Linked DNA regions of Homo sapiens: region 2 is linked to region 1. A link is a loop called in an ENCODE intact Hi-C map of the cell type or tissue named here. Cell type or tissue: OCI-LY7. All regions are shown on one strand. Links, peaks and the distances in the headings refer to the core of each region. The heading gives the core; the rest is flanking DNA.

What was found. A loop is a pair of places that touch in the nucleus more often than their neighbours do. Peaks named below come from ENCODE experiments on the same cell type or tissue, not always from the same donor. Only the 100,000 strongest peaks of a DNase experiment are listed, where the experiment ranks them.
Region 2: a loop joins it to region 1, with 9 times the contacts of the local background. A loop is called at or near these places in 4 of 110 quality-filtered maps.

Annotation. Positions count from the first base shown.
Region 1 is chr16:21,294,189-21,306,508 of GRCh38, reverse strand. It overlaps a transcript of CRYM not described here and the pseudogene ABCA15P. Among named protein-coding and RNA genes, the nearest start is that of CRYM, 22 kb to the right of the region's middle. RefSeq lists an enhancer at 3,533-4,121 and silencers at 4,564-4,823, 10,147-10,441. In OCI-LY7, for the core only: CTCF peaks have their summits at 4,498, 4,698, 4,898 and 5,792 (motif pointing right); DNase peaks (open chromatin) are centred at 3,408, 4,708, 5,018 and 5,708; H3K4me3 peaks cover 2,994 bases; H3K27ac peaks cover 2,489 bases.
Region 2 is chr16:21,353,720-21,366,039 of GRCh38, reverse strand. It overlaps the pseudogene SNX29P1. Among named protein-coding and RNA genes, the nearest start is that of NPIPB3, 65 kb to the left of the region's middle. RefSeq lists silencers at 5,504-5,573, 6,138-6,432 and enhancers at 5,301-5,939, 6,204-6,303, 5,940-6,579, 11,361-11,861. In OCI-LY7, for the core only: no CTCF peak of the experiment used is centred there; DNase peaks (open chromatin) are centred at 5,759, 7,453, 7,690, 9,578 and 6 weaker places; H3K4me3 peaks cover 2,208 bases; H3K27ac peaks cover 8,000 bases.

The DNA of each region.
Region 1 (12,320 bases), core at 1,971-9,970:
ACTCATAACCATAGTGTCAATTAAAACTGACAAGTCATTACTTACTTTCAGAAGCTTTACAACACATTGTAGGTGAGCCTTTATGAAAATAAATACAATCCCATCAAAGTTCCAATAAGCAACTGTGTAGAAATTCTAGTGCTGGAATAGTCAAAAACAACTTTAGAAAAGAACAAAACTAGAGGTCTTATACTATCTGATTTCAAGATATATAAAATTACTGTAATTAAAACTGTGTGGTATTGGTGAAGACACAGATACATACATCAATGAAACTGAACGGAGTCCAGAAATAGACCCACACTAAGATGGTCAATTTTTTTTTCCCACAAAAGTACCAAGGGAACAAAGAGAAGTCTTTAAAAAAAACAGTGCTGGAATAACTGAATATCCTTATGGGGGAAAAACAATAGCACCAACTTTACCTCATACTAGGAACAAGAAATTAACTCGAGATGGGTCACAGACCTAAATGAAGGAAGCTAAAAGTACAAATTTAAAAGAAAACAGGAGGAATGAATAAAATGAAGAAACTTAGGAGAAAATCTCTGTTACCTTCAAGGGGGTAGGGATTTCTTACTTTGCATACCCAAGGTATGAGCCATAAAGGAAAAATTGGTAAATTAAACTCCATTAAAATACAAAAAAAAAAATGTACTCTTGTAAAGATACTGCTAAGGAAACAGAAATGCAAGTGGAGAAAGAAAATATTCATAATACATATCTAATAAAGAATTTTATTCACAATAGGTATTTATTCACAATACATATCTGATAAAAAATACAAAAAAAATTAGCCAGGTGTGGTGGCACATGCCTGTAACCTTAGCTACTCAGGAGGCTGGGGTGGGAGGATTGCTTGAACCTGGGAGGCAGAGGTTGCAGTGAGCTGAGATCACACCACTGCACTCCAGCCTGGGCAAACAGAATACGTAAAGAATTCATACAAAACTACAGGGGCAGAAAACAGACCAGCAGTTGTCGAGGTCTAGGCATGGGAGGATTTCACAAAGGGGTACAAGGAAGACAAAGTAAGATACCCAAAATAGTATCTTCTGCATGATTCCATTCATATAAAGGTATAGGCAAAAATGACATCAATGGTTATAGGGGAGGGGTTTGTGATTGATTAGGAAAGGGCAAGAGGGAATTTTCTGGTGTTACAGAAATGTTCTGTGTCTTGATTAGGTGTGCACATTCTTTGAAACTGATCAAACTGTCACTCAAAATCTGAGCACTTCATTTCATGTAAACTGTATCTCAATAGAAAAACATTTTAGAAATCATTACAATTGCTATATACTGGATACAGACAATAATCTTAAACTACCCAGTGGTGGGGATGGTATCTTGTTCTCCTTTGTCTCTCAAACACCATGGAGCTTAGTGCATTGTGCATTGTTTTATATAAAGCACACGGCCCTGCAAATCTCAATTAATACATGATTAATTTTTTTTTTTTTTTGAGATGGAGTTTTGCTCTTGTTGCCCAGGCTGGAGTGCAATGGCGCGATCTCGTCTCACTGCAACCTTCACCTCCCGGGTTCAAGCGATTGTCCTGCCTCAGCCTCCCAAGTAGCTGGGATTACAGGTGCGTGCCATCACGCCTGGCTAATTTTTTGTGTTTTTAGTAGAGATGGGGTTTAACCATGTTGTTGAGGCTGGTCTCAAACTCCTGACCTCAGGTGATCCAACTGCCTTGGCTTCCCAAAGTGCTGGGATTACTGGCATGAAATACATGACGAATCTTAATCAAAATGGCAGAGCAGGTGTTTGGCTGATGTGGTGATGGGGTAAAATCAATTTGTGATTCATACAGCCTTCCAACTTCACAACTATGCCATTCTTAAAGGATTTTTCATGGAAGGGGGCTTCACATCAGGTGCTTACTCCTTAGTGCAGCTGATCAATACACTCAATACATGTCTGCAAACTTTAAAGGAATTTATGCAGCAGATCCAAGTCTTAAAGGCTATTTAAAAAAAAAGCAAACAAACCTAGAAACAAAGTTCATAAAGCAAAACCATAGCAAAACAAAGATTCAGGCAGAAAGATGTTCATGATAACACTGGAAAACAGTAAGATCAAATGAAAACAGAAAGAATGATTACATAAATCATGCCAATACCTTCAATAAAATCCTGTTCCTCTGTTACAAAGAAGGGATAGATATAGATACACTGTCATGAGAGGATAATATACTACTAAGGTAGAAAAAGTAAACTGCAAAATATTATACATGATATAAACACATTGTTTGGAAAAATATATATGTAGAGAAAAGAAGTACATGTACAGAAAAGAAAAATGGTAGAAGATCTGTTGATAGTATGTCCTCAGGAGGTGGAAAATGGGGGACTTACACATTTTACAAATTGTATGTCTATAGAGTTTGAATTTTATGTAATGTACCTGTATTGTTTTTCTAATTAACTCTTCAGGTGGGGGAACAGGTAAACCTGTGAAGAAGGAATCATCTGAAACACTCTCCCACTAACTTTTTTCTCTTGCTCTTTTAGTGGGTAATGTTTTGGAATATTAACCATAAGTTTTCAATTCAGTACCATCCCTCATTCAATCTTTTATTTTTTGGTCTCGGGGAAGACAGAGCAATACTTAATACCTACAAAGACAATGGCCAGTTCTTTCAGTTGACCCTTTCCAGGGTAAAACAACGGATTGGAAATAATGCACAATAAGGAAATGCCGAAGCCCGGCTCCTCAGCATCATCCCATCCCTTTCACTATTCCCAAAATAGATTTGGGGGATCTTATAGCGCAAGAGTCCTGACTCCAAAACAGCCTGGCCAGGAATAAGTACACATCAACATCCTGGTCCTAAATATGAAACACCCCCCACCCTTATCCCTCATAACTTGGATGCAACCCTTGTAAGGGAAAAGGAGGGTTGGAAGGAGCATGAACCTAAAATGCCTGAAAATTATTAGGGCAACCTGCCAAACTGTAGTCGCAAAAGAACAAATAGTTATTGGAAATTAAGCAATTACATGGTTCATAGCCCTGAATTATTAGAATTAAATTTATACTTACTATTTAATTTCAGCTCCTTTTCTAAAAAGCACTGAACTGCTTTAACTGAAACACTGTAATTTTCTTAATTGTACTTAAATATGTTTCTTTTCTTTTAAATTTTCTGCCTACTTTGCATAAAATGAGGTAGCCAAGACCACCTTAAAGTTCTCAGCTTGACTTGAAAAGGCTTTTTCCTGACTCTAGGCCCAAAACTTTCTTTTCTTAGAGCATGATATGGTTTGACTCTGTGTCCACACCCAAATCTCATCTTGTAGCTCCCATAATTCCCACGTGTTATGGGAGGGACCCTGTGAGTGATGACTGAATCATGGGGATGGGTTGTTCCCGTGCTCTTCTCATGATAGTGAGTAAGTCTCATAAGAACTGATGGTTTTCAAATGGGGAGTTTCCCTGCACAAGCTTTCTTGTCTGCCACTATGTGAGATATACCTTTCACCTTCTGCCGTGATTGTGAGGCCTCCTCAGCCACGTGGAACTGTAAGTCCAATAAACCTCTTTCTTTTGTAAATTGCCCAGTCTTGGGTATGTCTTTATCAGCAGTGTGAAAACAGATTAATACAGAGCATTTTCTTTAGAAAGCTTTTCACTGTAAATTCTTTCTCTGTCTTGAGATATCTGTAACTCTTTTTAATAGCCTCTTACTAGTTTTACAAACCAGAATCATCTTTGTCAAGGACCTGGGAGCCATTCCTTTGAAATGCAATCATCAAGGAAGACGGTCCCCCTATCTCCCAGTTTCTGTGGGAGGGTAGGAGCCTAACTTCCCTGAGAGCCAATTAGCAAACACAGCTGGCCTAATCACGGAGGAAACACTTGTAAACTCAGCAAACAACTCAGTATGCTTCCGACAGCCCTCCAGCACCTTTCTACTCTCATCCTAGAGCTTAAAAACCCTGCCCCACTTTGTTTCAGCAGAGTTAGTTTAGACTGAGTTCTGGTCTCTCTTCCCTAGGACAACAGCTTTGCATAAAGTATTCCTTACATATGTGACTTTCTCTGGTGTAATTTATGCTTTCACAAAGGAAAACTAAGACAAATTAAACTACCTATAATCACTGAACTTCCACAGCCCCTTCTGCCATTTATGGAACACTTAACATGTTCTCGCAATGTAAGTATCAGGACTGCCCTCTGAGTTGGATACAATAGCATCCTTTCCTCTTATAGTTATTTTCAGATATAAGCCTTAGGAAATGGAGGCTTAGAGAAACCAAGCAATTTGCCATAGGTCACAGCAAATAAATTCTGGACTAGTCAGGACTAGGGACAAGGCATTTGCCTCCAAAGTCAGTGCGTTCAAGCACTTTGCATAGCCAATATAAAATTCCTAACAGTGCTTCTATTTGATTTGATTGTGTGTATGTGTGTGTGGGTGTGTGTGTGTTGGCGGGGGGATGAGGAAGTCTCTGGAGGATTTATATGCGTGAGTTTTGTTTGGGGGTCGCCCTTTTGGGCTCTGCGCGCCCATCGCGGCTAGCGGGTGGGCCTCCCGGGCGTCGGGGAGCAGCTGCAAGCGCAGGGGGACGCCGGCAGAAGAAGGACGCGCCAGGACTCCCTAGCACGCACCCTCAGGCCTCGCCGCTGCCGCCTCCGCCTCCGCCGCTGAAGGGCGCGCGTCCACCCGGCGGGACTCCTCCTCCCAACGCCCTCCCCAACCACCAGCCGCCCGCGGGCAGGTTGGCAGCCTGGCCCTCGCGCGGACCCGGCCGGGAGCTGGCTGCACTAGGGCTGGGGGCGCGCAGTGCGCGGAGCGGTAGGAGTCAGCGGTGCGGAAGGCAGGAGGTGCGGGTGAAGCTGTCGGCGGTGCTCGAGGGGAGCACGCAAGAACCTCCTCAGTCCCTCTTCCGCACGTGCGCCCACGAGTGTAGTCCCCAGTTTGTTCCACCTATTATCCCGCAGCTCCAGTGCGCCCCACCTGTTGCCTCACCAGCCCAACGTTACTTCTTCCCTGCTTCCTCGCCAGCCCGTCTGGGGGCGGAGACCTCACCCACCGCCCCACCCACCTCGTCTCATGCTCCCACCCACCTCGTCCCATGCGCACACCCATCTCGTCCCTTGCGCTCACCCACCTCGTCCCATGCGCCCTACCCTATGCCCCAAGTCCCTGAAAGGGCCCCACCTAGGTACCCTTTTGGGTCGTCTTCAGGTTCTTTGCCTTGTCGACCCTCCTGGACGACCCCACATTTCTCCGCCTCTCGCGGGCTTCTCTCTCCCTCGTGTGCCATGGTCACCTTCAGCTGGCCCAGCCGCTGATGACAGAAGTTTAAGAAGATTCATGAGCCGCTGCTCCTCAGGGTCTACTGGAGTTTAGCAGATAACTTCCCAAAGGCCCGGGGTCCTGCAAACCCCTCATGCGGGCCACCCAAAAGATTCCGTCCTGGAGCAGACCCCGCGCCACGCGCGCTGTACTCGCGTTCCTTTTTCCAGCCAGCGCAGCCCTGCGGCTTCTGTCCGGGACGGTTCTGCGCGTGGGACGCCCAGCCCGCTTCATCTGCGCCCGCTGCCTTTACCCGCCAGCCACTCCGGCGTTTCCACCTCCGTGTATTTCTCATGCTCCCCACGTTCTATAATGCTTGCTCCTCTTGGCGCGCCCCACCCCAATTCTCGCATCCAGTGTGGCTTCCTGTTTAGAATCGCAGCTTCTGATTGGATCACAGGCCAAATTCACTCTTCCCTGCAATGCCGGATACGACTTGCTCCAGCTCCGAAGTTAAGCTTTGTCAGGAGAGGGCGCAAGAGGAACACTGCAGGACAAGGAGTTCTCTTCCTGGTTGGGGAAAAATCCAGGACTGTATAGAACATCCTCCGCCCCAAACTGGGAAAGGAGCCAACAGACCAAAGAATGACTCAGACCAGTCCAGCTTGATGAGTAGATGAGTTTATTGGGACTCACGTGTAGGGCATTTCTTTTTTTTTTCTTTTTCTGTTTTTTTTTTTTTTTTAAGAGGGAATCTCATGGCACCTCGTTTTCATCATCACTGGATGATTTCTCTGGGTTAGCAAAGGTCAGGAAGACTTGTTCCAGTGTGATCTGACAGAATAGTCTTCTAAATCAAATTGCTCTTTAGCTTGCTCCAAAATGCCAAACACCTTTAACAACAGCAATAAAAACACAGTTACCATTGCAATCTCCCCTTCAGCCCCCAACTCAGATGAGCCTCTCCTCCACTCCCCCACTCCTATCAAGTGTATGTTGGAGGACAAAAGGCACAGAAGGGTGAGGTGAGAAGGCGGAAGAACAGAGAATTGAGAAAGTGAGAGGAGGCCATCTCTTGATGGACATGGACTAATAGTCGGATTTAGGGGAAGAAATCAAGGCAATTAAACTCTAGGGGTGTTTGGAAAGTAACCTAACGCTGCTGCTCCTCCCAACAATGCCAGGCTCCCATTCCAAATGCCCGAATCCCAAATACTCCCCACCATTAGTGCTCTCTTACTTAACATGCAATGTTACAAGGGCAAGATTTCTACCATCACCTTTCCCCAGTCCTTGCTGGGAATGTAGCAGTTAAGGATCCCTTGGTTCTTGTGTTTTAAGACACTACTCAAGAAAGGATAATAGGACCGGTGAATAATCTTACACACTTAATTTGAAATCACCAAAATATTGCTACATTTACTTAACTATATACTTGAAGGGGTGGATAGAGGAGGTTAATACAAAAGGCAATATGACCTGCTAACCCAATCTCTTTGGTATCCATGATATAGTTAATGGTTTCGGCAGATTTATTCCTCATGAACTAGTCTTATTATGTGGAGTTCATAGCAATGATTGAGGGTACAAATATTAGCCAGTTCACCTGCCCAATGTAAAACACCTGAGCCTTCTAAAAGTCTAATGTGGTCAGGTGCAGTGGCTCACGCCTGTAATCCCAGCACTTCGGGAGGCCAAGGCGAGCGGATCACCTGAGGTCAGGAGTTTGGGACCAGCCTGGCCAACATGGCGAAACCCTGTCTCTACTAAAAATAGAAAAATTAGCCGAGCAGTGGTGGTGCACTCCTGTAATGCAAGCTACTCGGGAGGCTGAGACAGGAGAATCGCTTCAACCCAAGAAGCAGAGGTTGCAGTGAGCTGAGATCACGCCACTCAACTCCAACCTGGGTGACAGAGTGAGACTCTGTTTCAAAAAGTAAAAAAAAAATTAAAAAAAAAAACTAAAAGCCTAATGTTGCTACGAGACTTTATTCCTAAACGCAGTGCTGAGAATCTGAACCAGGATGTTTTCCTCCCGGCAGTGTGTGGGCAGGTACAGTGTGTTTGGTGGGGAGGACAACAGGAATAATCACAATAAGAACAAGATTAATAACAATAAGGATTAATCATAATAAGAATAATCATAGTAAGAATAGCCTCACGTGTGAAACAGGAAATCACATATAAATCACCAAAGTCAGGCCACTTGTTCTAGTTTCTTATACAGGTGAGTAATGATCCACTGGTGGAGTAGGAGGAAAGAGGGTGGTGTCTATTCCTAATTTAGAATAAACATTTGTATTTACACTTTTATTGCATATTTGTAGATTATAGCAAATGAAATTAACTGGGATTAAAAATGTTTGAAAAAACACATGTTTGTAACAGTGTGGGATTTTTCTTAATGTTAGTCTTAAAGCATGTATTGCCTTCATGATCACACAAATAAATATGAGATATTTCAAACATCGAGCTTAATGAATTATTTAAAGCAAATACACACAAAACCACCCTATCCAGGTCAAGTAATAATAACCCATACATTCCCATGGGCTATTTCCCAGCTTCTGTCCTCTATAAAAAGTATCCATTGCTTTTATTGTTATTTGAGCAATTCCCTAACAGTTCCCTTTTTATCATTTTATCTACACATGCACCCCTAAAATTGTGATTTCAATTTTTCTACTTCTGAACTTTATATGAATGGAATCATCCAGTATTCATTCCTTTCTTTCTGCTTCACTCAATATTATGTTTGGAAACTTCACTCATGTTGCATGTAATTATAATTCATCATTTTCCTTTCTGCACAGTAATCTGGTATATGAATGTTGTATATTTCCCATTTGTTTACTAATAGAGACATGCGGGTTGTTTTTAGTGTTTGACTTTTGTGAATATAACTTATTTGAATATTATTTTACGTATCTCTTGGGAGAAGTGGATGCAAGTATCTCGGGTATATACCTAAAGGTAGAATTTTTGGGTCATTGCTTTTTGTAAAATTGGTTAAGCCAACTTTAGCTTTCCCTTGGAGGTACACAGAACTGGTGAATATCCCTTTCACTCTTCACATAAGGAAAGGCTGGACAAACTGCAAATTAATAGCTTTTATTTAACCTATCAGTTCTCTGATTGGGCAAATACTGGACAAACACCTAACTCAGCATCATGGGAGAGACAGGTGCCTGCAGGGAGCAACAGGACAAGCATCTACTTATACAAGGCAGACACTGAAAATGATATATCAATTGGTAAGAAGATTTAAACATTTTTTAATGCATTGCTAAAGGCCAAGTATTGGTCTAGCATGAGAACATAAAGATCATTCTTTTATTTTTAACCTCTGTGATACAGTTTGCTTTAGTTGTGTTTCTTACATACCGCAGAGTTGGATTTTGCTTGTTAGCCAATCTGAAAAATATTTTTTTCATCTAGTCAGAGAATTAAGCCTTTCTATGTTTACTGAGAGGACCAATATGTTCTATAGAAGTTCTCCCACACTGTTCTGTAATTACATGTCAATGGAAATACACATATCTACATACATGCATAAGACACTCACATGGCACATATCCCCACTCTGGTTGGTTCTATTTATTGTTATATTCATGATACAGAAACATTTATGCATTTTTAAAATATGTATCAATTATGTTATATTTTATCACACAGATACCTTTCATTTAGCCCAAATTTTAGAGGCACATATAGTCAATGCCCACCATTAGTTCTTACACACAAGCTCTGCCAATCAATTTTTAGTTAATGGGAATTTTTTTCATTTGTATATTCTTCAGGAAGAGCTAATAGAAACAGCATTCCTTGTGTTCATGAGTCTTTGTGACTCTTTTCTCTTTTTTTTAGATGGAGTTTTGCTCTTGTTGCCCAGGCTGGAGTGCGATGGTGAGATCTCAGTTCTCTGTAACCTCTGCCTCCCGGATCAAGCAATGGTCATGCCTCAGCCTCCCGAGTAGCTTGGATTACATGCATGTGCCACCATGCCCGGCTAATTTTTCGTATTTTTAGTAGAGATGGGGTTTCACCATGTTGACCGGGCTGGTCTCGAACTCCTGACCTCAGGTGATCACCTGCCTTGGCCTCCCAAAGTGCTGGGATTACAGGCGTGAGCCACCGCGCCTGGCCTTTTGTGACTTTTAATCTTGAAGGTCACTTCGACTGGAGGTAAAAACCTTGCTTGTGTTTTTCTTTCATTGAATATCTTTATTTATTTTTCATTTTTATTTTTAGAGACGGAGTCTTGCTCTGTCGCCCAGGCTGGAGTCGGTGGCGCGATCTCGGCTCACTGCAAGCTCCACCTCCCAGGTTCACACCATTCTCCTGCCTCAGCCTCCTGAGTAGCTAGGACTACAAGTGTCTGCCACCATGCCCGGCTAATTTTTGTATTTTTAGTAGAGACGGGGTTTCACCGTGTTAGCCAGGATGGTCTCGATCTCCTGACCTCATGATCCGCCCGCCTCAGCCTCCCAAAGTGCTGGGATTACAGGCGTGAGCCCCCGGCCTCAGTGAGTATCTTAAACATCTGACTTGCTCTCCTGGCATAAGACCTTCTTGTTACAAAATCTGCACTCGATCTGACTTTTTCTATTATAAAATGCTTGTCTTTTTTGTCTACATATATAAAAGTCCCTGCCCCATTTTATTATTAAAGTGAAGTAGTTTATTAGAATATTCCTTGGTGTTAGTGATTAGGGGTCAGTTTTTTCAGGTATACTGGTTGCCCTTTCAATGAGTAGATTTGTGTTCTTTTATTTCAGGAAATTTTCTTGAATGATAGGTTTTAGTATTTGTTCTGTGGTTTTGCTTTTTATCTTTGTGGACTGCTTTCATAATTGTTTTGAATTGATATTGCCTTATTTCTCCCTGACAAGTTCTCATCTATATTTCCATTTGATTGTTTTTCTATTTTTCTCTTTTCCAATCTCCATTTCCCTTACACTTTCCACACTATTAGCTCTTGAAAAGTAAGTGTTTCTTAAATGTTTACTTAAAAAACTCCAGCTGGGTGCAGTGACTCACACGTTTAATCCCAACACTTTGGGAGGCCAAGGCGGGTGGATCACTCGAGGTCAAGAGTTGGAGACCAGCCTGACCAATATGGTGAAACCCTGTCTCTACTAAAAATACAAAAATTAGCTGGACATGGTGGAAAATGGTCTTTTACTTATGATATTTTTCTATGGAGTTCAATTATAATCTTTTAATTTGTTCATGTTTTAGTGAGATGAATTTTCTTATGGTTTTGGAAATAGTTTCATATATAGGAGATGGGGTGCAACAAAATAACTTTCTTTTTTTTTTTTTAGACGGAGTCTTGATCTGTCTTGCCCAGGCTGAAGTGCAGTGGCATGATCTCGGCTCACTGCAGCCTCCATCTCCTGGGTTCAAGCGATTCTCCTCCCTCAGCCTCTCAAGTAGCTGGGACTATAGGCATGTGCCACCACACCCAGCTAATTTTGTATTTTTAGTAAAGACAGAGTTTCACCATGTTGGCCAGGCTGGTCTCAAACTCCTGACCTCAGGTGATCTGCCCACCTCGGCCTCCCAAAGTGCTGAGATTATAGACGTGAACCACCACATCTGGCCTAATTTTCTTTTTTGATATTACAAATAACTTTATACCATTGTATTACTATAGTTAACAATTTAAGTGAAATGGACGAATTCCTTGAAAAGCACAACATACAAAACTGACATAAAAAGAACTACCTATTCCAAAACCCCATCAAAAAGTGAGCAAGGGATATGACAGACACTTCTAAAAAGAAGACATTTATGAAGCCAACAAACACATAAAAAAAAGCTCAACATCACTGATCATTAGAGAAATGCAAATCAAAACCATAATGAGATACCATTTCATGCCAGTCAGAATGGAGATTATTAAAAAGTCAAGAAACCACAGATGCTGGCAAGGCTGTGGAGAAATAGGAAAAAACACTTTTACGCTGTTGGTGAGAATTTAAATTCGTTCAACCACTGTGGAAGACAGTGTGGTGATTCCTCAAGGATCTAGAACCAGAAATGCCATTTGACCCTGCTATCTCATTACTGGGCATACACCCAAAGGAATACACATCATTCTACTGTAAAGACACATGCACATGTATGTTTATCGCAGCACTATTTGCAATAGCAAAGACGTGGAACCAACCCAAATGTCCATCAGTGATAGACTGGATAAAGAAAATGTGGTGCATATATACCATGGAATACTATGCAGCCATAAAAAGAATGAAATCAGCACGGTGTGGTGGTTCACGCCTATAATCTCAGCACTTTGGGAGGCTGAGGTGGGTGGATTGCGAGGTCAGGAGATCGAGACCATCCTGGCCAACATGGTGAAACCCTGTCTCTACTAAAAATACAAAAAAATTAGCTGGGCGTGGTGGTGTGTGCCTGTAGTCCCAGCTACTTGGGAGGCTGAGGCAGAAGAATGGTGTGAACCCAGGAGGTGGAGGTTGCAGTGAGTCGAGATCGCGCCACTGTACTCCAGCATGGGCAACAGAGCAAGACTGTCTCAAAAAAAAAAGAAAAAAAAAAAAAAAGGAATGAGATCATGTCCTTTGCAGGGACATGGATGAAGCTGAAAACCAACATTCTCAGCAAACTAACACAGGAACAGAAAACCGAACACTGCATGTTCTCACTCATAAGTGGGAGTTGAACAGTGAGAACACATGGGCACAGGGAGGGGAACATCAGACACTGAGACCTGTCAGGGGGTGGCGGGGAAGGAGAGGGAGAGCATTAGGACAAATACCTAATGCACATGGGGCTTAAAACCTAGATGATAGGTTGATAGGTGCAGCAAACCACCATGGCACATGTATACCTATGTAATAAACCTGCACATTCTGCACATGTATCCCGGAACTTAAAGTAAATTTAAAAAAATAATAATAATTTGCGAATAAATTCTGCTCCGCACCCTCCAGAGCCAGGGAAAACGGTCCAAAACTGGGACTGCAGACTACTCCTGCTTCAAGACCACGACCACTCCTGTGCCAGGGAGGGAGAGGGGCAAGGGCGTGTAAAATCATCACAA
Region 2 (12,320 bases), core at 1,808-9,807, 60 kb before region 1:
CAGGAGGCAGAGGTTGTGGTGAGCTGAGATAGCGCTACTTACTGTACTCTAGCAAACTGGGCAACAGAGCAAGGCTCCATCAAAAAAAAGAAGAAGAAGGAAATTCTGACACATACTACAACACGGACGATCCTTGAAGATGTTATGCTAAATAAAGCCAGACAAAAAAAGAACAAATATTGCATGATTCCATTGGTACAAGGAACCTAAAGTAGTAGAATGCACTGAGGCAGAAAGTAGAATGCTGGCTGCCAGAGGCAGGGGTCTGGAGGGAGTGAGTGTTACTGTTTAACGAGTACACAGTTTCAGTTTGTAAAAATGGAAAGGTTCTGAGATGAATGGTGGTAATGATTACTGTATGACATGTGAATGTACATTAAGTACACTCACACTGAATTGTACACTTCAAATGGCTGAAATGGTAAATTTCATTATGTATATTTTACCAGTTTTTTTTGTTCGTTTTGTTTTGTTTTGTTTTGAGATGGAGTCTCACTCTGTTGCCCAGGCTGGAGTGCAGTGCCACGATCTCGGCTCACTGCAAGCTCCGCCTCCCGGGTTCATGCCATTCTCCAGCCTCAGCCTCCCAAGTAGCTGGGACTATAGGCACCCGCCACCACGCCCGGCTAATTTTTTGTATTTTTAGTAGAGATGGGTTTCACCGTGTTAGCTAGGATGGTCTCAATCTCCTGACCTCATGATCCACCCGCCTCAGCCTCCCAAAGTGCTGGGATTACAGGCATGAGCCACCATGCCCGGCCATATTTTTTTTTAAGAGAGAATAGAAGTTTGGCCAGTAGGAGCTTGGGTGAGAGCTGGGGAAGGAAGGAAGGTAGCAGAAGGGAAAGAACTGCCAGACTTGAAGAGTTTCAAGACAATAGAAACCAGGAGAGCTGTTCAAAATACAGGATTGGGCCAGGAACAGCGGCTAACGCCTGTAATCCCAGCACTTTGGGAGGCTGAGGCAGGTGGATCACATGAGGCCAGGAGTTCGAGACCAGCCTAGCCAACATGAGGAAAACCCATCTCTGCCAAAAATACAAAAATTAGGCAGCATGGTGGTACACACCTGTAGTGCCAGCTACTCAGGAGGCCAAGACATGAGAATCACTTGAACCCAGAAGGCAGAGGCTACAATGAGCCGAGATCGCACCACTGCACTCTAGCCTGGGCAACAGAGCAAGACACTGTCTCAAAAAAAACAAACAAACAAACAAAAAAAACAGAACTGAATCATCTAAATTACTGAGAGGCACCAAGCAAAGCACAGGCAGTGGCACTGAAGGCCCTGCCCCACACAGGATCTGGCATTAGTGCTTTAGCTGCTGAATTATGGAGAGGTCTCAAGAGTCCCAAGGCAGGGGTGTGGCAGGAGGGGAGCTTGTGGGACTCAGGCCATCATTTATTTGCAAACTGGATGAAAGAGTTGTGATGTTGGACCTGCCGCTGCCTGTCAGCCCTGGCGTACGGCACGGCATAAGAGGTAGAACAGAGACAGACACAGCCAGCACCGAAGAGAGCCCAAGAAGCCATATCAAGCACTCGATACTTTGTCCCAATTCTACAAGAGACCCATGGAAGAGCTTTAAGTTAGTGGGTTACGGGGAATAAGTGGGGGAGTGGGATGGTAATTAAAGAAGACCACTCCATGATATGCAAAGTGCATCAGAGCTGATCAAGACTGAAGGCAGGAAAACACAAGTCGGGGAGAAAGAAGAGAACTCACTGATGATGGAGGAAACGCGAGTGGCTCAGGGACCCATGTGAGAGACAGAAAACAGTGCTCTTTGTGGGACTGGTTTTGGGGCAGAGGAAAGGGAGAAGGAGAAGGCTGGGAGGAAGCCCAAGAGCTGTCCAGGGGACCTGGGTAAAGGGCAGAGCCATTTACTAAGCAAGAAACACAGGAACACATATGGATGAAGATCAGAATTCAGTTTTGGAGACTGACAAGCCCGTGCTGTACACCAAATAGAGACATTCATGAGACAGAGTTTGAGGAAGTGCTCCGGGCTGTGGGTATGACTAAGAATGACAGGCACATACAGAGCAACTTCACCAAGGAATCCAAACAGTATGCATAGAAACAAGAGCCAACAATGAATCCAAGGATGAATAATATTTGAGGGTATGGAAGTGATATGCCAACAAGGATCAGAAAAGAAGAAAGTGTGCCAATAGGCTATGGCATCACAGAAAGCAAGGGAAGCCAGTGTTTCAAAGTCAGAAGATCCTCGATGCCCAAGGCTGCCCAACAGAAAGGGAAGATTAGGCTTCAATTTTACAGGCAGCTCAGCAACAGTAACTGTGTCTCTGGTATATTCTGAATGGCCCCGATCACCTTGTAATTGACTGCCAATCCATAACCTGATGATGATATATCAGTGATTAAAAGAACATCAAATTCCAGCCGGGCGTGGCGGCTCATGCCTGTAATCCCAGCACTTTGGGAAGCCGAGGTTGGCGGATTACCTGAAGTCAGGAGTTCGAGACCAGCCTGGCCAACATGGTGAAACTCCATCGCTACTAAAAATACAAAAATTAGCCAGGCATGGTGGCACACAGCTATAGTCCCAGCTACTCAGGTGGCTGAGGCTGGAGAACCACTTGCACCTGGGAGGCAGAGGTCACAGTGAGCTGAGATCATGCCACTGCACTCCAGACTGGGCAACAGAGTGAGGCTCCATCTAAAAAAAAAAAAAATCAAATTCCAAGGTCATGCCATCAAATGCATCAAACGCCAGTAACGACAGTGGTTCTTTCTCCTTTCCCAAGTGGAATGGAAAATAATTCATTTTTCCATACTGTATTCTGTACTGGCTACTTGGGTTTCCAGTGGCTACAAAGACAGCAAGCCAAGTCTGTGTAGAGCTCTGGGTTGCTTTTCATTAACTTTTGCTTTGTTCCTTAAAAATTAATCACTTTCCCTGTAGCAAACTGTAGTGATCCTGGTATATGGTACCTCAGGAACCATGAAATACAGTACTGCACGCAATGAATAATGCCCTTCCTTCCAACCAAGATGTATTTGTTTAGTGAACATAATTTTATTGAACAACCTGTGTAGTGGCAGACACTATGCTAGGTGTCAAGAGAAAGTAAACACGGTGTCCTGCTTTCAAAAAAGCATGCTACTTTGTGGGATATACAGAAAACTGAATATGGTGTGACAATGAGGGGGTAAAGTGGAATCTCCTGTCCTTTGTTCTGTAAGACAAAGGCAGTCAAGCTTGTCTTTTTTTTTTTTTTTTTTTTTTTTTTTTTTTTTTTTTTGAGATGGCATCTCGCTCTGTCGCCCAGGCTGGAGTGCAGTGGCACGATCTCAGCTCACTGCAACCTCAGTCTCCCGGGTTCAAACAATTCTCCTGCCTCAGCCTCCCAAGTAGCTGCAATTACAAGCGGGCACCACCATGCCCAGCTAATGAGCTAAGCTAGTTTGGTCTTTTCCCTGCTTGTCATTTGCAGGAGGCTGCTCAGCACATCCTCATCAGCAGAAAACAGCCAGAGACTGCCCTTTCGTTCATCTCATCACCATACCGGTATAGCACTCTCCCTAAGACAGAGAGGGGCGGCCAGAACGAGAAGGCTGGAGATGCCTTGCAAATGTGTTGGTGGTTCTTTGATTACCAGGGCCAAGCAACAAAAAGATAAGAATTCTAGTCCTGATGGGAACAAAAAGAGCCATTCTTTGTGGCCAAAAGGTCAGCGCCTTAAGAAGGGATGACATGGAGGAAGAGGTTCAAAGTTGAAAGGGTGGTGGGAGAGGAGGGTAAGTGGTTAAACATTTATTAGGTGTTAGGAACTAAAGCAGCTGCTTCAAATGAGGTTCTCACTGAATCCCCCTGACAAACCCTCAAGCTAGGCGAGACTATCGCCTTCGCAAGTGAAAAAAACGAAGGCTCAGAGGGAACTTTCCCCGAGGCCATTCAGACTCACCCTAGCAGTCTGACTTCAAAGCCAGGGTTGCTTCTGCCTTGCTGGATGTAAGTGCCCAGCTGCCAGCTGCCCTTGGCTGGATGGAAGTGGACCAAGAACCTCATGGCTTACTCACACCAATTCCTCTAAGGTCATTCCCCCAAAGGCAGATAAGATATAAACAAGAAGAAGTATGAGGGCCCAGGAAGCCTGAGGGCAGGTGGCCCTGAGAAAAGCTAAATCCCTGCAAAGCTCCTCACCCAGCCTGTAACACTAAGTCACTCATACACAGGGACTCAGGGAGGCGTCCGGGAGACGGGAAGCTGCAGAGACATAATCCAGGACACAGGAGGTAGCCAAAGCCATTGGCAGTGATTTCTATGAGGACTGAAGTAGTCCCTGATGCTGGCTTTTCTCAGACTGGATCCCTCCGTCCCTGGCTGTTGAAGGAGCACAGAAGCATGGCAGAAAATTCAACAGGGACAGGAATCCTTTTTTTTTTTTTTTTTTTTTTTTTTGGTGAGACGGAGTCTCTCTCTGTCACCCAGGCTGGAGTGCAGTGGCACGATCTCAGCTCACTGCAACCTCCGCCTCCCGGGTTCAAGCAATTCTAAATGTGAGTCACCATGCCTGGCTCCAACAGATCTTTTTTTTAAAAAAAATTATTAAAATTATTTTATTGATACATAATATTTGTACATATTTATAGGGTACCTGTGGTACTTTGATACATGCCTAGAATGTGTAATGACTTTCAACAGATCTTTGCTTCTTTTTTTCTTTCTTTGGGCAGTCTCCGGGGGCTAGAGTAGGCTCAGGCTCCTAGATCTTTGATTCATTTCTGAAAATGAGTAACTGGTGAAATAAACAAGAAACAAAGATCTAGGAGCCTCTCTGAACTTACCCTAGCCCCGGGAGACTGCTCAAAGAAAGAAAAAAAAAAAGCAAACATCTGTTCAAAGTCATTACACATTCTAGGCATGTATCAAAATATCACAAGTACCAAGGCCAGGCACAGTGGCTCACACCTATAATCCCAGCACTTTGGAAGGCCGAAGTGAGCAGATCACAAGGTCAGGAGTTCGAGACCAGCCTGGCCAACATGGTGAAACCTGTCTCTACTAAAAATACACAAATTAGCCGGGCATGGTGGTGGGCACCTGTAATCCCAGCTACTCGGGAGGCTGAGGCAGGAGAATCACCTGAACCCAGGAAGCGGAGGTTGCATTGAGCCAAGAAGGTGCCATTGCACTCCAGGCTGGGCAACAGAGCAAGACTCCATCTCAAAAATATAAAAATTAAAAACATTTTTAAAAAATTTAAAAAAGAACATAAACAATGCCAACTCCCACCCAAGACTGCACGAGCTCACAGCTCCCTAAGATCACTAGAGCACGTCCATGTTACGCTCAGTATTTCTTTACCAAACCATTTAATTCACGTGAAAGAATGAACTTTGTAGTCCAGATTGCTTTACAGCGATGAGGTTCAGATGATCTGTTTTAAAAGGTTCAGTCCTGGTCATCATTTTCACAAGACAAAACTTCCTAGTTAATTAACTAATGCTTTGAGTACACAGTTTTAAAACAGTATCTCTAAAATCACACACACACACACACACACACACACACACACACACACATTCCACACATGCAAAAGGCAGAAGTGAAAGGCCCACCTCCGCGTCAGGAGGCTCTAAGGGCCGCAGTCCAGTGACTTCACTCAAATGAGCAGCTGTTACTCCTCGTACGTATACAGGGTAAAGCTTCTGTCTGCAGACCACAGCCTGCCTACTCACCACCTGGGTGCCAGTGCCTGTGTGGTCAGTTTTTGAGGATTTGCACCGCCCCTCCCTGAGTGCTGGAGTGTGGACGGCACCTGCCAAGGGCAGCCCAGAGGCTGGTGAGTGCCACGTGGGCCGTGTGCACCCAGCAAAGCCCACCAACTTCCTGAGCAGGTGCTGCTGCCACCCCACCGCAGTGAAGAGGGCACTGAAGCACGAGGAAGCGACACTGCCGCATCCCAAGACGACAGACACTGAGGGAGCGGCCGCCCTGAGACTGGGACCCATGGCAACTCTCCCACCCCCACACATCCAGTTATCTCCCAAAAGATCTGCCAACCACAGCTGGGCCCTCATCTGTGGCCAAGAAGAGTATTTGAGGAGGTGGCCTCAGGGAGAAGAAAGGTGCTGTGGTCAGGGTGGCACCACACCTCCAATTCTCCACTTTACTCACAGGCTCCCCCACCTCTGGCTGGTCTGAGTGCCCGGCATAGCAGGGCTCTGTGGGGGGTGAGGGGAGTGCTTCTCTGCCGGGAATGAATGAGGGAGTCCAGCATGTTTTGTTCGACAGGTGCTGCAGAGGGAAGAAAGGTCCTTCCTGTTGCTGGAAGAGCCTGGGCTCTGGCCCCCAAGGGTTGCTCCTGCTGAGGCCCCTTGGCACAGCCCAGCGCAACTGAAGCGTTCCTTTGGCCCCGGCCTCTCCTGCAAGAAACGCTCAAATGCATGCACGGATAACTCGGTCAGAGGCTTGTGGATGGCGTAGAGGGGCATGGACAGCCGCAGCAAACATCGAGCCATCTTCCATTCCATGCCTAACATATGACCAACAGAAGGCCAGCCATGCCAAAAACCTGACTGCAGTTCTCAGGAAAACTTCATTCTAATGCCCAAGTGACACGGATAATCCTAATTTTCCTGATCTAGATGAAAAGCAGGGAAACTTCACTCTAATGCCCAAGTGACACGGATAATCCTAATTTTCCTGATCTAGATGAAAAGCCCTGAGAAGCACGCTAAACATTTTTTTAACTAGCACATTTATAATCATTTTTCTTAGATTGAATGTGATTTTTTAAAAAGCTTCCCAATTCAAGAACAATTATCTTTTGATTTATCAAAATATGAGAGGAAGAATATTAATATTTGCAGTGTAAACTTTATATAGTTGTAAATTTTTTTTTTTTTGAGAGGGAGTCTCGCTCTGTCGCCCAGGCTGGAGTGCAGTGCCGCGATCTCAGCTCACTGCAAGCTCTGCCTCCCGGGTTCAAGCCATTCTCCTGCCTCAGCCTTCCGAGTAGCTGGGACTACAGGCGCCCGCCACCATGCCCAGCTAATTTTTTGTATTTTTAGTAGAGATGGGGTTTCACTGTGTTAGCCAGCATGGTCTCGATCTCCTGACCTCGTGATCCACCCACTTCGGCCTCCCAAAGTGCTGGGATTACAGGCGTGAGCCACCGTGCCCGGCCTATATAGTTGTAAATTTTTAAAAATTACTTAATTACACAGATGCAGTGGTGCACACCTATAGTCCCAGCTACTCAATTACAACTTTTAGAACTACAAACTCTTACGAAAGAGACATTAGCGATCATCTATTCCAGTATTTTTCAAAGTGTGGGTTGCAAAATCAATGCAATGTGTCATAGCCAGTTTTCAAAGAGACAAAAAGGAAGAGAAACAGAAAAGCAGAACAGAAAACAGAATAAAAAATATTAGTGCAATCAGCACACAGTAATACCATTCTGTGGACCTGTTCGGACCGTGTAAGTGCACACACGTGAGTGAGGGAGGAGGGCTCTGGAACCACAATGGAAAGCTGCCTTCTCGCTGTGGCCTGTTGTCCTGTGGACCTGTTCCGACTGTGTGTGTGCACACGCATGAGTGAGAGAGGAGGGTTCTAGAACCGCGATGGAAAGCTGCTTCCTGCTGTGGCTTGCGCAGATGCTGGTAGAGTCCAGCCATGCAGCTCGCGTGCACTCATCACTCCAGAGGCAGCATCGCCGCAGAATGCGAGTTCACCTTTATAGGGAGTCTGCCCAGGTCACGCAGCACTGGCTCAGGGTACCCACGGCAGCAAAGCAGCTGCACCAAGATGCGGGTATGACCAACCAGCGGTTCCCCTGCCAGCCCCCTGAAGTGGCCAACTGGTCTATCCACCTCATGCAAAAGTTCCCATGACCTCATAAAAAACCCATCAATTTTCATTTAAAATGCACTCAAAAATAAAGTCATCCACCTCCCTGCAAATTTCAATCCTTACAACTCTTAATTTTTAAGGGCTTTTTTTGTTTTTCAGAATCTTCTGAAAATCTGCACCAAATTAAAGATTCTATTATCCTTACCACTAACTGAAAATTGAAATTCCTTAGACAATAAATTATTTTACACTCCTGGCACCATCTGTCTGAACGTACTCTCTCGCTCTGTGAATCGCTGGCACACCAGACTGCCTCTCCCTGCTCCAGGGAATTTCAGGGAATTCCAGATGCCCCTGATTCTGGTCTAATTTACCATACAAGGCCTGTCCTCTACTCAAACCAATTCTGCAATCCCTTAAGTTAACCATATGGGCAATACAATAACACCTCTACTTAAATCATTCCGAATTTCTGCTATGATATCATTTGATCTTCATGCCCAGGGCAGCAAATAATTAATTTCAAATACTCACTGAGCAACAAAGCCAACACTAGGGGATTGTCCAGTAAAGGAAAATGCTGCCCGGATGCCTCACACCCCCAGTGAGGCAGGGACAAAAGAAATCAGCACAGTGTATTCAGCTGATGAAGGAGCCATTTCTCCACAACTCCACTCTCAACGAAGAAGCACCCAGAACACAGCCACAAATGCATCTAAACAGCCAAAGACCCAGGCTCAGCTCTACACAGCTCACCCGAAGGAGCTACCCATGCCTGGAGCCATGACCAGAACCAGCCACTGCATTTTAATTTCAACTCCAACAGCAGTGGCTGTTTGGCTTCCCTGGAAGGCAGCAGATTAGGTGCATGATGAGGACGCGGTGGAGGGCAGGAGGCGAGGAGGGCAGCACACGTCCACACACACACAGGGGCTCAGCTCTACAAAGCCCGAGACTGAGACTCTCACTTAGGCACCTCCCACAGTGAACTGAATGCTTGTTCTTATGTAAAGTTGTTATTCAGGAGGAAAGATAATACACAACCTTTGAAACCAGCCAAAGTGGTTCCAAATAATTTTTTAAGTATTTTAATTTTTTGAAAAACCATTGAATTGTACACTTCATTTATTTTGAGACAGGGTCTTGCTCTGTTGCCCAGGCTGGAATGCAGTGGCACAATCATGGCTCACCGCAGCCTGGGTCTCCTGGGCTCAAGCAATCCTCCTGCCTCAGCCTCATGAGTAGCTTGGGACTACAAGTGCATGCCACCAGATGTGGCTAATTTTTTTTTTTTCTGTAGAGACAGGGTCTTGCTATGTTGCCCAGGCTGGCATCAAACTCCTGGGCTCAAGCGATCCTCCCACCTCTGCCTCCCCAAAGTACTGGGATTACAGATGTGAGCCAGCACAAAACATTTTTTTTTTAAAGATTCAGCTGCAATTTCAATGTCAGTGTTCTAAGAAAGCCCTTCACCTCTTCTTCCCTCTCCCTCACCTCTTCTTCCCTCTCCCAGTCAGCGATGCTGGAACACTGGGGCACGACAGCATGTGCACCTAGAGGTCAAAAAGAACAATAAAGACAGAGATAGCACTGGAGTGGAAACTAGTCATCACGGCTGGGCAGCTGGCAAAGCAGAGGCCACAGGGGCCCAGAGCTGAGAGGAAGTGAGCGCTCCTGGAGGGGAGGCTGAGACACAGCGCTGGAGAGCACGGCTCGGGGAAGAGGAAGCGGGCACCATGCAGCCAGTGCGTCCCCACACATGTGCACCCACCACCATCCCCTGAACCTTGTCTTCCCAAATGGCTCTTTATGAAGCCTCTGGTGCTCCACCAATCTTTCCAAACTTCTTGCCCACATTTGGGATGCACCATCCGCTACTGCTACCCCCCAACACTGGTCACAGGAGGCTGAGCACCGGGGGCTCCATCCGACCTCACTGGACCTGGGTGCCCATGGCCTCCAGCCTTGCACAGGCAGTCACCCTCCCCATGGCTGTGCCATTCGCTGTCCTGAGGCCTTGGTGCAGGTGGCTCTCCCGACCCCTCCTACTGTGTCTCTCACCCTCCTACTGTGTCTCCCACCCTCCTACTGCATCTCCCATGCTCCTACTGCATCTCTCACCCTCCTACTGCATCTCCCACCCTCCTACTGTGTCTCTCAGGCTCTGTGGCTCTTGCGCACTCCCAGTGTGCCCAACAGGGCCTGAAATGGACTCTAATCAGCATTCCTTAGTGCAGGCTCACGCTCACCTGAAGAGCACCTGTCAGCAGACAGCCTCAGCCAGGGGAGCCCTCCCAGAGTCAACGAACAGCTGTGAGTCCCACCCTGCCTGCAACCCAGCACCAGATGTAAGCGCACACCACAACTGTCGGCAAAGAAGCCAGAGAATGCGGGGGTCGTGGGCTACAGGGAAAGGAGGCCAAGGCAGCCCTCCTGGAACCTCAGTATCAGAGCAGACAGAGACATAATGGCAGAAAGAGCGTGAGACGGGGCATTCCATCTCTCAGCAAGGAAGAAAAGCAAGGCTGCTATGGACATGAAACTGACCACATAGCTTCAAATCAGGCGATTCTTCATATTTTCTACTCAGACAGCAAATGGCAACTGTGGGATGTGACTAGAATCTCTCAATATTTAATTTGAAGAAAACATGACTCAAAAAGAATGGTCCCCTGGCAGCAGGTGCCACAGGGTCACACCAACGCAGCACAATGGCACTTCCCAGCACCGCAGCCACCAAGGTCCTCCTGGAACTGACATTGCTGCTGGCCGCAGACGTGGCCTCAAACCCGTCGCCCCAGCAGCAATCCACAAGCACAGCGCACATCCCTCCCTCCGTGGAACTAAGAATGGAGGCTATTTTCAGAGAAGCTGTCCACTAATTCTGAAAATAATCAATTAACTACAAGAAGTAATAGCAACAATCATCTCAGAAGTGGAATAGGAGGAGAACAGCAACAAGTGTGAGCCCAGCACAAGGAAAGGGGGTGGTGTGCAGGATGTGGGGTGCAGGGCGCAGGGCACAGGCCCCAGCCCCAGGATGGAAAACGGACGGCCGGAAGAGGGGAGGCCTGGCCACCCTCCCAAGAGGATTTCTAGCTGCTCTGTCAGATTCTGAGTCTACTGCCACATAACCACTCCTAAATGACAGTTGGAACTAGGGAATCAGAAGGGAATACTAAGCCAATCCTCAGTGATCTAGGAACTTAAAGCAGCCGCGTCCATTTCTTTGTGTTCTCTTACTCCAGTTGGGGTGCTGTTCCTCGCCTTCCCCCAACTACCTGGAACAAGCGTGGGCTGCAGGGTCTCCCGTCAATCAAGCCAGTGCTCACACCAGGGCAGGCCAAGGGCCTCTGGGACAGGACGGGGAGCTGAGCCATCTGCAGTGTCACATGAAGGATGCTTCTGAGATCAAGTCTGGCTGGAGAAGAGAGAGCCCTAGACCTGCATGCACTATCCTCCTGTGGGCATGGGGGTGGGGAGGAGAGGGAATGGGCCGTGTGTCCCCCGCACTGCTCGGGGCTTCTGTAGGCAATGGGGATGGGGAGGAGAGTGAATGGGCCATGTGACCGCCCCCACAGCTCAGGGCTTCTGTAGGCACGGGGACGGGGAGGAGAGCGAATGGGCCGTGTGTCCCCCGCACTGCTCGGGGCTTCTGTAGGCAATGGGGACGGGGAGGAGAGCGAATGGGCTGTGTGACCCCCACCACGGCTTGGGGCTTCTTAGCCCAGTCAACAACATCGAGGTGAGTGGGCTTCTCTGTGCTTTCTGAAACATCCTTCTGTCTCCCAAACGTGTGGCCAGCCCGGAGGACAAAGCCTGCATGAGCAGGGTGTAGCTCAGCAGGAATGAGAACTGGCCAAATGATGGGAAAAAAAAAGAATTTCCACAAATGGAAAATGAGGGGGTTCACTACACAGATTTACCAGAAAAGGCAGCTTCAGTTGAACACAGCGGTTTCTTTAAATCACACAGCAGTTTCCTTCCCAAGAGAAGCAGGGACCGTGTACCAAGATTCCGCCCGTTACCCTGAGTGCAGCACCGGCCTCTCCTGAAGCCGTCTTTGATTTGAGGTCCCAGAAATGTGACCGATAATAGGAATCAGGAGCGTATGAGAGTTCACAAGGGGAAAAAAAAAAGGTGATTTATAAATTATTATTTGTTTCACATAAAAAGTGGTAGTACGGCAGCTTTATTCATTCTGCGGTGAGGCCACTTAGAGACAGTGGGAACTCGGAGGGGCCACGGAAGAGGCGGGAATGAGCAGCAGTTGCGACCCTGCTTGCAGTGCAAAGGCACGTGGGGCGGCAGCAGTGACGGAGGAACGAGAGACACCAGAACGGAATCTTGTTCAGAGAAATCCAGACAGCAACTCCTCCGACATCAGCCCTGAGTCCTTCCTGAACTCAGATCTGTGCTGGAGCCAATGGGCCTCCATGCCTGCTGAGAAAAGCTGGAATCTCTGTCCCCACAGTAGAGTTGGGAGAA